2 separate regions of the Homo sapiens genome follow, and region 2 is linked to region 1. The links are chromatin contacts, found by Hi-C in ENCODE. All regions are on one chromosome and are shown on one strand. The core of a region is the stretch at or near the end of the contact, and the rest is flanking DNA. Distances in the headings are between cores, read along the strand shown.

The links. A loop is a pair of places that touch in the nucleus more often than their neighbours do. Pooled maps may share reads with other maps.
Region 2: a loop to region 1 is called in a map of naive thymus-derived CD4-positive, alpha-beta T cell, with 3 times the contacts of the local background. The contact joins the promoter of TENT5C-DT here to the promoter of CD101 in region 1. A Hi-C loop is called at or near these places in 1 of 168 maps with a recorded cell type or tissue (naive thymus-derived CD4-positive, alpha-beta T cell), 1 of 37 single-sample maps with no recorded cell type and 6 of 50 pooled maps.

The regions. Positions count from the first base shown.
Region 1 is chr1:116,996,548-117,003,104 of GRCh38, forward strand. CD101 (CD101 molecule) reads left to right here and starts at 5,213. Exons shown (of 10, transcript NM_001256106.3): 1 at 5,213-5,313. The coding sequence starts at 5,271.
Region 2 is chr1:117,601,230-117,607,196 of GRCh38, forward strand. TENT5C-DT (TENT5C divergent transcript) reads right to left here and starts at 4,541. Exons shown (of 3, transcript NR_121626.1): 1 at 4,417-4,541; 2 at 3,560-3,707. It overlaps TENT5C (terminal nucleotidyltransferase 5C), which reads left to right and starts at 4,819. Exons shown (of 2, transcript NM_017709.4): 1 at 4,819-4,924. RefSeq lists enhancers at 3,633-4,133, 4,134-4,634 and a silencer at 4,545-4,884.

The DNA.
Region 1 (6,557 bases), core at 3,963-6,462:
TAGTGTGACTGCTTGGTGTTATACACATGCAGAGGTGAAGCTCAACTTCAGGGTCTCCCTCACATGGGCAAGTCCAGGCCCTGTGGAACGGTAATCAATTTGACCTGAGTTCAAAGAGCTCAAGTGGGATAAGGGGTGAAATAATGATCAGCCTCCTGCTGACCCCTTAGGGTTTTTTCCCCCTCCTCCAGCCATTCACTATCGTACATTCTGCCTCCTGTAAATCATGAGTAGCTAGCTAGAAGGTTTGTTAGAAAGAGCTCTGAACCAAAAGTGAGAAGGCAGCCTTAGAATCCCGCCATTTTCTAGCCATGATATTGATATACTCTGAGTCTGTTTTCTCATTTGTAGAATGGGATTAGTAATACCTACCACATAGTGATATGAGGTATTCTATAAGACTGTATATGTAAAGTGCCTTGCACAGAGCCTGATATGTAAAAGGTCCCTATTTAAATATTTCTTGGGCCTGAGTGCTTATGATCAGAGGACATAATACCTGCAATTTCTATGGTTCTGTGGAACTAATATTGGCGCATATCAACCTGAAAAAAAGAACTTTTTATTAATCTTCCAGGAACTAGAACAGAATTTTTCCTTTAGTACCTTCCTGGTTTCTTTGTCCAGTACTCTCTCCCCCCATCTGAATCAGGAACTACATTTTTACATTCCTTTCAAATGATACAATTGCAATGCAACAATTCCCAAGGTAAAAGAATAACTGTCTGTCTTGCTGGCTCTATTTTTTCTTTTCTTCTTCCTTTTTTTTTTTTTTTCTTGACAACAGAGAGCTTCTTTTTCCCCCCAGAAAAGAGGCAACATCACCCTGTCAATGTTAAATTCTGGCAGAAATGAAGCCACTGAAATGGAAAGAGAAAAAATATTTTGGCAACAGCCAGGAATGAGAAATTGCATAGCATTTACTGGGTTATATATATTCTGTGGATACAGGATACTCTCTATTATTGGCAATGATTGTCTCTGTGGTCAATGCTTATTTCTAAAATAATTCTCTTTTCAGTGCACATGGCAGATTGATTGCATTGATGGCCTCAGTTTGTTTGTGTTAATCTCTCCCTTTGCTCTATCACTTTGTAGTTCCCCTCCATAAAGAGGCAGAGTATATATTAACCCATCTCTTGCCTTTGGACTTTCATGTGGCTTGCTTTGGCCCATGGGATGGTAGTGGTCATGATGTAAGTAGAAGCTTTAAAAAATGCTGTTGTGTTTCCACTAGTTCTTTTGGACCCCTGACATTACCATGAAAATGTGCCAGTCCAGCCTGCCAGAGAGATGTGAGAGACATGTGGAAGAGAACTGAGTCATCCCAGCCAAGGCCATCCTAGACCATCCAGCTCCTGTCAGCAGGACACAGCCCCATTAACAGAGCCACCCAGCTGACCCATAGGCTTGTCAACAGAAATAAATGTTTGCTGTTGCAAGCCACCAAAGTTTTCTGATTGTTACACAGCAGTAACTACTCCATTCACCACATTTGCTTAAAGTGTTGGTGCCTGGGGGTGACCCCCAACTTCTGCAACTAAAATGGTGAATAAATTCCTGTAACTTGAGCCTCACTGATTTTATAGTTAGTAGCCTGGAGAGTTTGTTCGAAATCTCCATCCTAGGCAGACTGCCCTTTAATTGTTCCCAAAATACAATCTGCACATCCCTGACTCTGCCTCTGCCTCTGTACATTGTATTTGTCCACACTGAAATGTCCTTCTCCTTCCTGCCCATTTGCATCATACTAGATGTCCAAGGACCAATTTTAAAACCAGGCTCTTCTGAATGACTTACTGCGACTGTTCCCTGCCTTTTCAGCCTATTAATTCAGGTTATTTCTTGCCTGAGCTATAGATCGGATACCAGACCCATGTTTGCCGTATATGGCTGCTGTTTTTTTTTTTTTTTTTATCTCAGCTGTTTATTAAACTAGACCCCAAGTTCCTGGAGGGCAGGGCCCTCTTACACCTCTTTTATCCCCCAAGCCTTGCATAGTATCTTGAAAAGGGAAGTACAGGGCCTTTCACTTAAGACTTCAATATTTGTAGTTTGACCATCACTGGAGGGCTAATAGGTATCATTGCTAATGAATAAAACCAGAAGAATGGATGAGTGAATGGAGGGATGGATGGATGTATGGATGGATAGATAGATAGATAAAGTTAGATGCCTCCAGACCTGAATTTGTAGAATGTACCCCATTCTACTATAATTCTCACTAGGAAAATAAATTTTACTTTAAAATGCCACCTTTCCCCTGAAGATTTTACTGACCTCCCATTCATTCTCTCCAGATTAGACATGCCCTCTTCCTTCTCTGATATCCCTATGTGACAGTCAAGTTCTTACCTGCTCACCTCCACCATGCCACATGGCACAAGCAGCAGCTCCTTCAGATCAAAGGCTGCAGCTTAATTATGTCCTTAATGGATGTCCAGCACATGGTAGGGTGCTTACTGCACAGGGAGTATTCCGTAACTATTTGATTATTTTATCTATCCCACCTCTGTCTTTATTTATTTATTTATTTTGAGATGGAGTCTCGCCCTGTCGCCCAGGCTGGAGTGCAGTGGCGTGATCTTGGCTCACTGCAAGCTCCGCCTCCTGGCTTCATGCCATTCTCTTGCCTCAGCCTCCCCAGTAGCTGGGACTACAGGCGCCCACCACCACACCCAGCTATTTTTTTGTATTTTTAGTAGAGACGGGGCTTCACCATGTTAGCCAGGATGGTCTCGATCTCCTGACCTCGTGATCCGCCCGCTTCTGCCACCTAAAGTGCTGGGATTACAGGCATGAGCCACTGCGCCCGGCCTCTGTCTTTATTTTAAATGCCCTACTTCAGGCCCTTATTATTGCTCATAGAGACAACTACAAAAACCTTGTAACTGACCTTCTTGCTTCTAGCCTTGTCTCCCTTCTTCACCTTTCAACCTGTTAGCAATGCACACATACAGAATTCAACTTAAAAGGAAAAACGGAAAATCCAACCAGGCTATACTACCACTAAAAATCTTCATAGCTTCCCTCTTCTTTGAGGTATTAATAAAAGCCAAGCTCTTAGGCTTGGCACACGAAGCCCACTAAGATCTGCCCATCCTACCTGTATAGATCCTTCTTTCACAACAACCTCAAACTTCATTCCAACAAGATAGTACAGCCTGTGTGTTACTATTCATGCCACACGGTTTTTCCCCAACTGTACCTTGGCCCCCTGCCTCTCTAGATGACTCATTGACTCACCTGGCCCAGCCCAATCCATCTTGACCTTCCCTCCTGCCTACCAATTTTCCCCACCCCCTATAGGTGCCCCACTGATTGTTGACACATTGCATTGTGATTATCTGATTTAAGTGGAAGCTTCCTGAGAACTCTAGCACTAGCGTAGTATTAGTCTAGGTTCAGGGCCAACTGTTGCATTTAGATACTCCTCTGCCATCCTTGATACCTGGGTTCACATCGGTGTAACTGCCCATTAGCGTAACTGCCCAACAGGTTTCTCCTTGCCTGCTGCCCAGATAGAACAGACTTATCAAGACAGGAGAATTGCAATAGAGAAAGAGTTTAATTCACACAGAACCAGCTAAATGGGAAACCAGAGTTTTATTACTCAAATCAGTCTCCCCGGAAATTCAGAGACTGGAGTTAGTAAGGATAATTTGGCAGGCCAGGGAGTGGGGAGTGCTGATTGGTCAGGTAGGAGATGAAATCACAGGGGATCAAAGGGGGTTCTTGCAGTCTTCCGTTCCTAAGTGGGATCAAAGAACTGGTGGAACCAGATCACCAGCCTGGATGGTGTCAGCTGGTGCATCAGGATGCAGGGTCTGAAAAATACCTTGAGCACCAATTTAGGTTTTACAATAGTGATGTTATCCCTAGGAACAGTTGGGGAGGTTGGAATTGTGTGGCCTCTGGCTGCATGACTCCTAAACCATAATTTCTAATGTTGTGGCTAATTTGTTAGTCTTACTAGGGAAGTCTGCTCCCCAGGCAAGAAGGGGGTTTGTTTCCAGAAAGGGCTGTTATCCTCTTTGTTTCAAAATTAAACTAAGCTAAATTCCTCCCAAAGTTAGTTTGGCCTACAACCAGGAATTAACAAGGGCAGCTTGGAAGTTAGAAGCAAGATGGAGATGGTGAGGTCAGATCCCTTTCACTGTCATAACTTTCTCACTGTTACAATTTTTGCAAAGGCAGTTTCACAGGGCAGATGAAGATTTACTTAAATGTCTCATGATGGTGATGATGGTAGCTAATATTCATTGAGCAGTTACTATGTACCAGATATTGTTCTAAGTGCTTTAAATAAATTAGCTTGAAACTATCATTCTCAGCAAACTATCTCAAGAACAAAAAACCAAACACTGCATGTTCTCACTCATAGGTGGGAATTGAACAGTGAGAACACTTGGACACAGGAAGGGGAACATCACACACCGGGGCCTGTCATAGGGTCGGGGGAAGGGGGAGGGAAAGCATTAGGAGATATACCTAATGTAAATGACGAGTTAATGGGTGCAGCACACCAACATGGCACATGTATACATATGTAACAAATTTGCACGTTGTGCACATGTACCCTAGAACTTAAAGTATAATAATAATAAAAAAAAGTAAAATACAAAAAAAAAGAAATAAAAAAATAATTAAAAAATTAGCTCATTTGGCATTCACAGTAATCTTACAGGGTACCTACTATTAGTATCCTCATTTTAGCAATGAGGGTTAGGAAAAGTTAATTAAGTTTTCTAAGATTGCACAGTTACTAAAACTAGAATCTGCATGCAAACCCAGGCAGCCTGACTCTAGAGCCTGTAACCTTCAGCACCACCTCATGTCGCCCCAAGTTCATGTTTTTCAGGGGCCTTCTCCCATTTCTCAGTCATTTCCTCTCTCAAGAGAGGAGGAGAAGGAAGGGCCAAGAAGACAACATTGCTGGTGCCTTTTTTATTTATTCAGTTTACCTAAATTCTCTCATCATTACCAAATGACACATACTGTGAGCCAGGTTGAGACCCATCTTTTCTTAGTTTTATCGATATCTGTTTACTTAACCACAAAGATAACTTTTTTACTCCCAAATTTGAGTGATTAGTAAAGAGCTACATAATGTAACCAGTTTTGCTTTTCACAAGACATCTCTATTTCTCAGTGGGCTGAAAACCACACTTTTGCTTCCTCTTTACTTTGCAGTGAGAGCACAGCATTTGTCACTCAACCTCTGAATGTTAGTGACACTATTGGGACGAAAAAGGACTGTGCTGGCCCAAATGGCAGGCATCTCATATGTGGCATCTTTCTTTCTCCTTCTGAGTAAGTTTCATAATCCTTTATGTTTCTCTTGTCACAGGAGTTCATCAACTCAGGGTGCTGAGTGATGGAACAGGACAATTTGGTCTCTACAGGAACAACTATGCCATATATTTCTGATGTTAGCAATAATTTTTGACTTACTAATGACAGTTCTTGGCTTACCTAGACATCCTTGAGTTCCAGGGAGTCACAATGCTTGGTTGAGTCCCATGCACAAGATTCCATTGGTTTTAACATTTGTGTGTGTTGCCAGATCTGTCAGTTTTGCTTGGCCCTGGCTTTACTCATCTTCCTGGGCCGATCATCCCAAGAGACAGTAAAAAAGCTTTGTGTCCCAAACTGAGAGGAGACCTTAAGGTTTGCCTGATATTAAGGCTTGATGGGATAACTATGCCTTGCAGATATGACTGGATGGAAAGAAAGGTTATGAAAGTACTTAGTAGTTTTAGACTATGCTAAAAGAAGGTTCTAGATTTCACCTGCGAGTGGAAGTGGAAATTGACTACTGAGAGACTGAGAAATGAACAGGAAGATTCACTTGGCTCTACTGAGGGCCATGCAGAGGGGCTTGCCTGATCTAGGGGCATTTATCTATGTTTGAATAGGATGGAAGAAGAGAAAATTTGGAGGTAGAAGGGAGAGTCAGATGAGTTGAGCAGGTAATGGAATAGTTTCAAACCAGATAGCAGGTACTTTTTATGCTACAGTTTTCATTAACATCTGGTAAAGAGAATAGACTCCATCTCAGAATAATGTTTAAAATGCATAAAATAAAATGCATAGAATTACAGAGGAAATCAGTCACATTGAAATACAGGTATCAAAATATTTTAAATAAATTATAATGCAGTAATTTATTTGCTTCTTATTTATGCATTACATAACAAAATCTACAGGTAGGTCTTTTAACCACCAAACTTCAAAGTAATGATGAGTATAAATAACATTTCAATATATCTTAAGTAGTTGTAATGTGATATGAAGATATCTGTGGTTGTCTACATACATAACTGAAGAAAATACTAAATTTCCATTAGAGGCAAAAATGAAAATAAAGATGTAAGATTATTTTTCACCCTAGTTTATGGACCCTTTAATCCTACATGTGGACCCAGTTAAGAACTCTTGCTTTATAGCTGGGCATGGTGGCACATACCTGTGGCCCTAGCTACTTGGGAGGCTGAGGTGGGAGAATCGCTTGAACCTGGGAGGTGGAGGTTGCAGTGAGCCAAGATTGAGCCACT
Region 2 (5,967 bases), core at 3,291-5,790, 600 kb after region 1:
TCTTCCTCTGGCAAGCTATGTGGGAATGACCAGAATCTCTTCCCCAACAGGAATGGACTCCAGTGCTGGGAGCTTCAGGCATTCTGGCAGGATGGTAGGAAAGACATCCTGGGCCTAAATATAAGGCAAGCTCAGAGTGGACCCAGTGGTTGGTCATGAGATATAATGAAATAATCCATTCACAATTTGCATTTTTATGAAATCCCTTTTCCCAGAAGGGAGATTTGAAAAAATGTTAATCCTTAGATAAGAAATCTGGGGCTCTAGAAGTGATGGTAGCCACAGCAAGGTATTCAGAATCTACCCTTTTCTGTTCTCATCTGACTTGCTTCCCAAGGTGTCCTGACAGTGAAATGAGAAAGGGGTACGAGGTTGGCAACGAGACACATCTTGTGAATGGGGTGACTGCTTTCATATGTATCATTACTTCATTTGATCAGCATACAACCCCATGAAGCAGGTAGGCTAATTGCTGTTAGCATTTCCATTTTTTGGATTAGGAAGCTCAGACTCAGAGATGTTAAGCCATTTGTCTAAGGTTTCACCTTGCCTGAAAAAAGGATTGCCTGCCATCTGACTCAAGCCTACATCCTTTCTCCAGGGACATACTGCTAGTGGGGTGGGCAGGAAAGGAGTTTAGAGACACCTAGATTGGAGGGATAAAGTCAGCACTGCTTATATTTGGCATCGTCTTTTCCCTGGCACTGCCACTGTCACCACCATCCCCCTTCTGGATCCCTACTTTACCCCTTCATGCTGCTCTGGTGGCAGTGCCTCTGCTGCCATGCTGTACTTGAGCCTGCTGCTACAGCCATGCCTGAAGATGCAGCCCCTTCCTCTCTTCCTGTCCCACCAAATATGACCAGCTCTAGGTTCCATTACTTCTGGACTTTGCTCCAAATAAAACTTACACCATTTTATTCCAAACCCAGGTCTCTTTCTGCAACACCCGAGAAAAATATTGGGCTGCAGGAGCCAGAGAGGAGAGAGAGATTTACTGGTGAGAGTTGTAGGTGGGAATTGAAAAGCCAAGTCATGTCTTTGCCCCACCAGAAACTCACTAGGATGTACACAATGCCACTGTGATGGTTTTAAAATATGTAACTAACCTGCACGTTGTGCACATGTACCCTAAAACTTCAAGTATATATAAAAAAAGAAAGAACTGCTGATACACATATCATGAAAAAAGACCAAATAAAATAAAAAAATAAAAAAAAATAAATAAAATAAAATATGTCCACAAATGCTTTGATGTTCCTTTGTTTCTTGATCTGTATGCTAGCAACACAGGTTCATTCCGTTTGTGAAAATTCATTGAGCTGTGCTCTTATGAGCTGTGTACTTCTCTACATGTATGTTAAATGTGGACAAGAACTTCACATAAAAATCATTTTAAGAAAAATAAAATATTTAGATGGGGGCATTTGAATAAACATTTGTAATGTTTTTATTACAAAAAACTCAAGACTTAAGAAATTGCTCAAAGAAACTGATAGATCAGGAGATAACTAGACACTATACAAAAGGTCTTTCTTGACTTACAGTAGGACTATGGTGGAATTTCTTTGTTTTTCTGAAGTATTAAAATCAGAATCTATTGAGACGTAAAACTCTTTCAGGATCATCACTACAAGTGAGGTACGCTTGCATTTTAAAGACTGTTTTGTCCCTCGGTTTCCCTAGGTATAAATCAGTGAATCCAGTGAATCATTCAGAATGCAAAGAAGGTCTTTAAACCATTCTGATTGGATGTGCTCAGCAGGGGCTGGAATTTGGCAAGAAGAAGGCACCAATAATCTAGGAAGAAGAGTTTGAATATCTGGTTCCGTGTCCAACGGGCAGAACTTGGCCACTTTCTAAGACTCCTGCCAGCTCCAGGATGCCAGTTTTATGAGGCAGAAAGAACACAGTGTATTTAAAAAAAAAAAAAAAAAAACAACCCTGAAACACAATTCTAGAAAAGTCCATTAATGCATCAGGAATACAAAGGGGCCCAAGAAAAAAATATATATATACATGTATATATATTTGAGAAACTCATATATAGTGAGTTTCTTTTCTGCTCTTAGCTCTCACCTCTCACCTACCATAGAATTGCCTAATTTTATTCAGGAAGTTGAATAAAATTTCACCCAGGAAAAGGTGGAACTAAACCATGCTGGGTCAAATTTTAGGTTAAGAATTTCTGTCCTGTGTTCTACCTTGAGACTAACTGTACTAATGGTTTCCAAGAGGCACTGAAAGAGTAGAAATGGTTGAAAGGCCAATGTAATAATTTGCATTAACTTTATTGTGGTTGGAAGTTTATGGAAGGATGGTTGAGTTACTTGCCCAAGGCCTTATTACAGATAGTGAAAGTTAAAACAATGAAGTTCTTAGAAGAAAACAAAGAATATTATTTTTATGGGCTTAGGATTATTTTAAACAGGACATACAAAACACTAGTCATAAGAGATAAGATTAATATTTTGAATGTCTTTAAAATTAAGTGCTTCTGTTCATCAAAAGATAACATTAGAATAATTAAAAGTCAACACAGATTGGGAAAAGATATTTGTTATACATATATTGGACAAAGGGCTCATATTCAGAATATGTAAAGAACTCTTATAGGTCATTAGGACAGACAACTCCCTACAAATGAGCGAAAGACTTGAACAGACACTTTATTAAAAGGGTATTGAAATGAACAATAAGCATCTGAAAAATTGCTCAACATCCTTGATCATCAAAAAATGCAATTTTAAATCACAATGAAATACATATCCCCCCCCTTTTTAAATTAAAAAGACTGAAAATACCAATACTGGCAAAGATGTGAAACAACCGGAAATCTCATATCACTGGTTGGAACCTAAATTGTTATACGAATTTAAAAACTGGCAGTGTATTTAAAGTTTAATATGTGAACACTCTATGAACCAGGAATCCAATCCTAGGTATATATATATATCCAACATAAATGAATGCTATGTCCACCAAAAGACATGTGTAAGAATGTCTGCAGCAGCTTCATCAAAGGCAGAAACATGAAGCAACTCAAATGTCCACCAACAGTAGGATGAGTACACAAATCGTTGAATATTTATATAATGAAGTAATACACAGTAGTGAAAAAGAATGGACCATTGTTACACACAACAATATGGATGAATCTCATAGACGCACTGTTGGGCAAGAGAAGCCAGACATAAAATTGTACGTGTTATGTATTTCATCCATAGCAAGTTCAAATATTGGTAAAACTAATCTATGGTGATAGAGGTTAAAATAGTGGTAATCCTTGTCGGATACTGAATGGGAAGGGGCATGAATGAGCTGGAAAGGTTCCACATCTTGATATGGATGGCAGTTACATGGGTATGCATATGTAAAAAATTATCATTCTGGACACTTTTGATTTGTGCGCTTTACTGAATGTTATACCTCAAAAACAAAAAGTAAAACAAAAAATCAGATCATATGTCTTGATTTCGCGTCTAACAATAGGATCACTGGCTTTCCCTATAAACACTCATATTGATGTCCTATCGCATTAAAGTTCCTGGATACTCACTCTCCTCTCCCTCGCTGGGAAAGACATATTTGAGAACTCTTCATAGTCTGACAGACAGGAGAACCACACTTATTTCAGGCAGGGTTGGAAGAGTAGGGCGGAGGAGATGTAAATACTGCATCTGGGAAGTAATCTTTTCCCCCAGCACCTAGTAAACGATCAATACAAGTACAATAATGTCTATTGATAAATAACATTGTCCAACATTGGCTACTATCTGATACATACAGCATTTGCCACACACTTTCTAACAGGCACTAGGCAATGCACTAATTGTTTCCCACGTATTTTCTTAATACTTATATAATTCTACAGAGCTGTCCCATTGTTAGTCTTGTCCTACAGATAGGAGACGCAGGTTGTTGGAGGGTTGGTTCAGTTACTTGCCTAAGGCCTTACAGAAAGTTTAAGTGGTGCATGGAGATCTCAACTCAGATTAGTCTGAATTCAGAACCTGGGCTGTAAACCACTCGCTATGTTATGAATGGATGGTGTCCAAGCCCTGCCTGCATGTTATATAACACACTGGACCAAGTGCTGTGGCATTCCGAATGGGGCCGAAGCGGCTGCGGCTGCCGACATTGGCGATGGACTCCCCGAGGCCCTTCGTCCCACTAACTGCACACAGGTGGTCCCCGGGGCCAGAGAGCCGCCGGCGCTCTCTCCCCGAAGACCACGCCTTCGCCTCCAGCCAGTTTGCTTGGGGAATCAGAAAGGTGCCCAGGGCCCAGAAACCATTAAGTTTTTTCCGACTTCAAAAACACACACCGGAGGTAGGCGTGGGCGTTACCCGCCTCACTCCTGGGGGCAGGGAGAACCAACGCGAAAATCCCCAGAGAGGCGGAAGAAAAACCTGCCTGCGAGAGAATAGGATGGAGATGGGAAAAGCCTGGGGAAGAGAGAGTTATGCGGCAGGAATAGCAGAAAAGCGTACTAAGCAAAAAGAAAGGTGTCCCACTAACTCCGAAGTTAAGTGGGTGTCGACGCAGCCCCCTCTATTGCGCTTGCGCAGTGCTGCCTCCCTGAGCACCCCGCCCCTTCCCGCCGCTGAGGATTTACTCGTCTCTTGGCAACCATTCACCCGAAGAGCCAATCAGAGGGCAGCCCTCGCCCCGCCCCTGCCGTCAGGGCCGGGCGGAAGGGTCCCGAGGGGACTGGCTCCGCCACGCCCCGCCCCTGGCTCCCCCGGGAGGGCGGCTCAGGGGCGGGGACGGGGGCGTGGTCCCGCCGTATAAGAACGGAGGGGGCGGCGGCGGGACGGCTCACTCGGTGCCGCTGCCTAGGGGCTGTAGAGGTCGCGCCGCTCCTGCTGGGGCCTGCCCACGCCAAGGACCTGCCTCTGTCGCCTCCTCTTCTATTGCCCAGGTGAGTCCGCGACCCCCCTCCTCTAAAGGTGCGGCGATGCGGCAGCAGCCCCAGGGAGCCGCGAGCTCACTTAGTGGGGGTCCGCCCCCACTAAGTGGTGCTCAGGTCTTTGCCCAGCCTGGTAGGGGGCAGGCGGACCCGAGGGGAGCTGCGGACAGGTGCCGAGACCCGGTGCTCCTTTCCCCTCCTGCTCCCTCGAGGACCCCCGCCCCTGACACACCCGTCCCAAAGGGCCAGAAGAGACGCTCCGAAAGGGAGCTACAACTTTCCAGAGACCTGGGGCTTGGCAAACTCCAGCGAGTTCCTGCTCCGCGCGTCCTGCAGGCTGCGCGCTGGCCAGGCGCGGGCAGGGCGTCTGAAGAGTGTGTGATCGGCGCCTCCGCTCCTACCTGGATCAGACGGCGCCCCCCGCCACCCATGCCTCCCTTCCTGGCTTGCAGTCCCTCGGGCTCGCCCCGGCGCTCCCGCGGGCGCGCACACCTTCGCCGGCCCGCCGAGTGTGAATTCGAATTCGGCGGTTTCACTAGGCGCAGCTGGAGACGCAGCGGTCCGGGGCTTGGATCTGGTTGGGGAGGGGAGGGGCGCTTCCTAGGCTCATTGCCAAGTCCTGAGTTTTAAGGAGAAGGGCGGAGATCCTTAAATTTAATGCGCTCACATCAGACTGTGGACACCATGAGCAGCAAAGGGATCCAAGCCAGTGACTTGTGCGCTGCGCGTCTCTCAGAAACTTCTTGGGAATGCGGTGTCTGTGAAACCTGCTTCCTCTCCTTTTGAAAATGAAACTTGCTTTACTGCGTAGGTGAAAAGCCACGGCAAGTGGGTCGACTCGGACGGATACCGGTGCGGCTGCCCCGGGAGGTGTCGCAGTTCGGGGACTCCCTTCGCACTGGTCGCGAGGCAGGAGGGAGCAGGGTGGGAGGCGAGTCAGAGGAGGGTGACTTACCTGAAGAATACAGGTTGGTAGCCTGCACACCTGAACTCAACGCTGGCGGGCGAGAAAACCAAGCAGCGCTACCTCCAAGTAAGGGCGCTCCCCTGGAGAA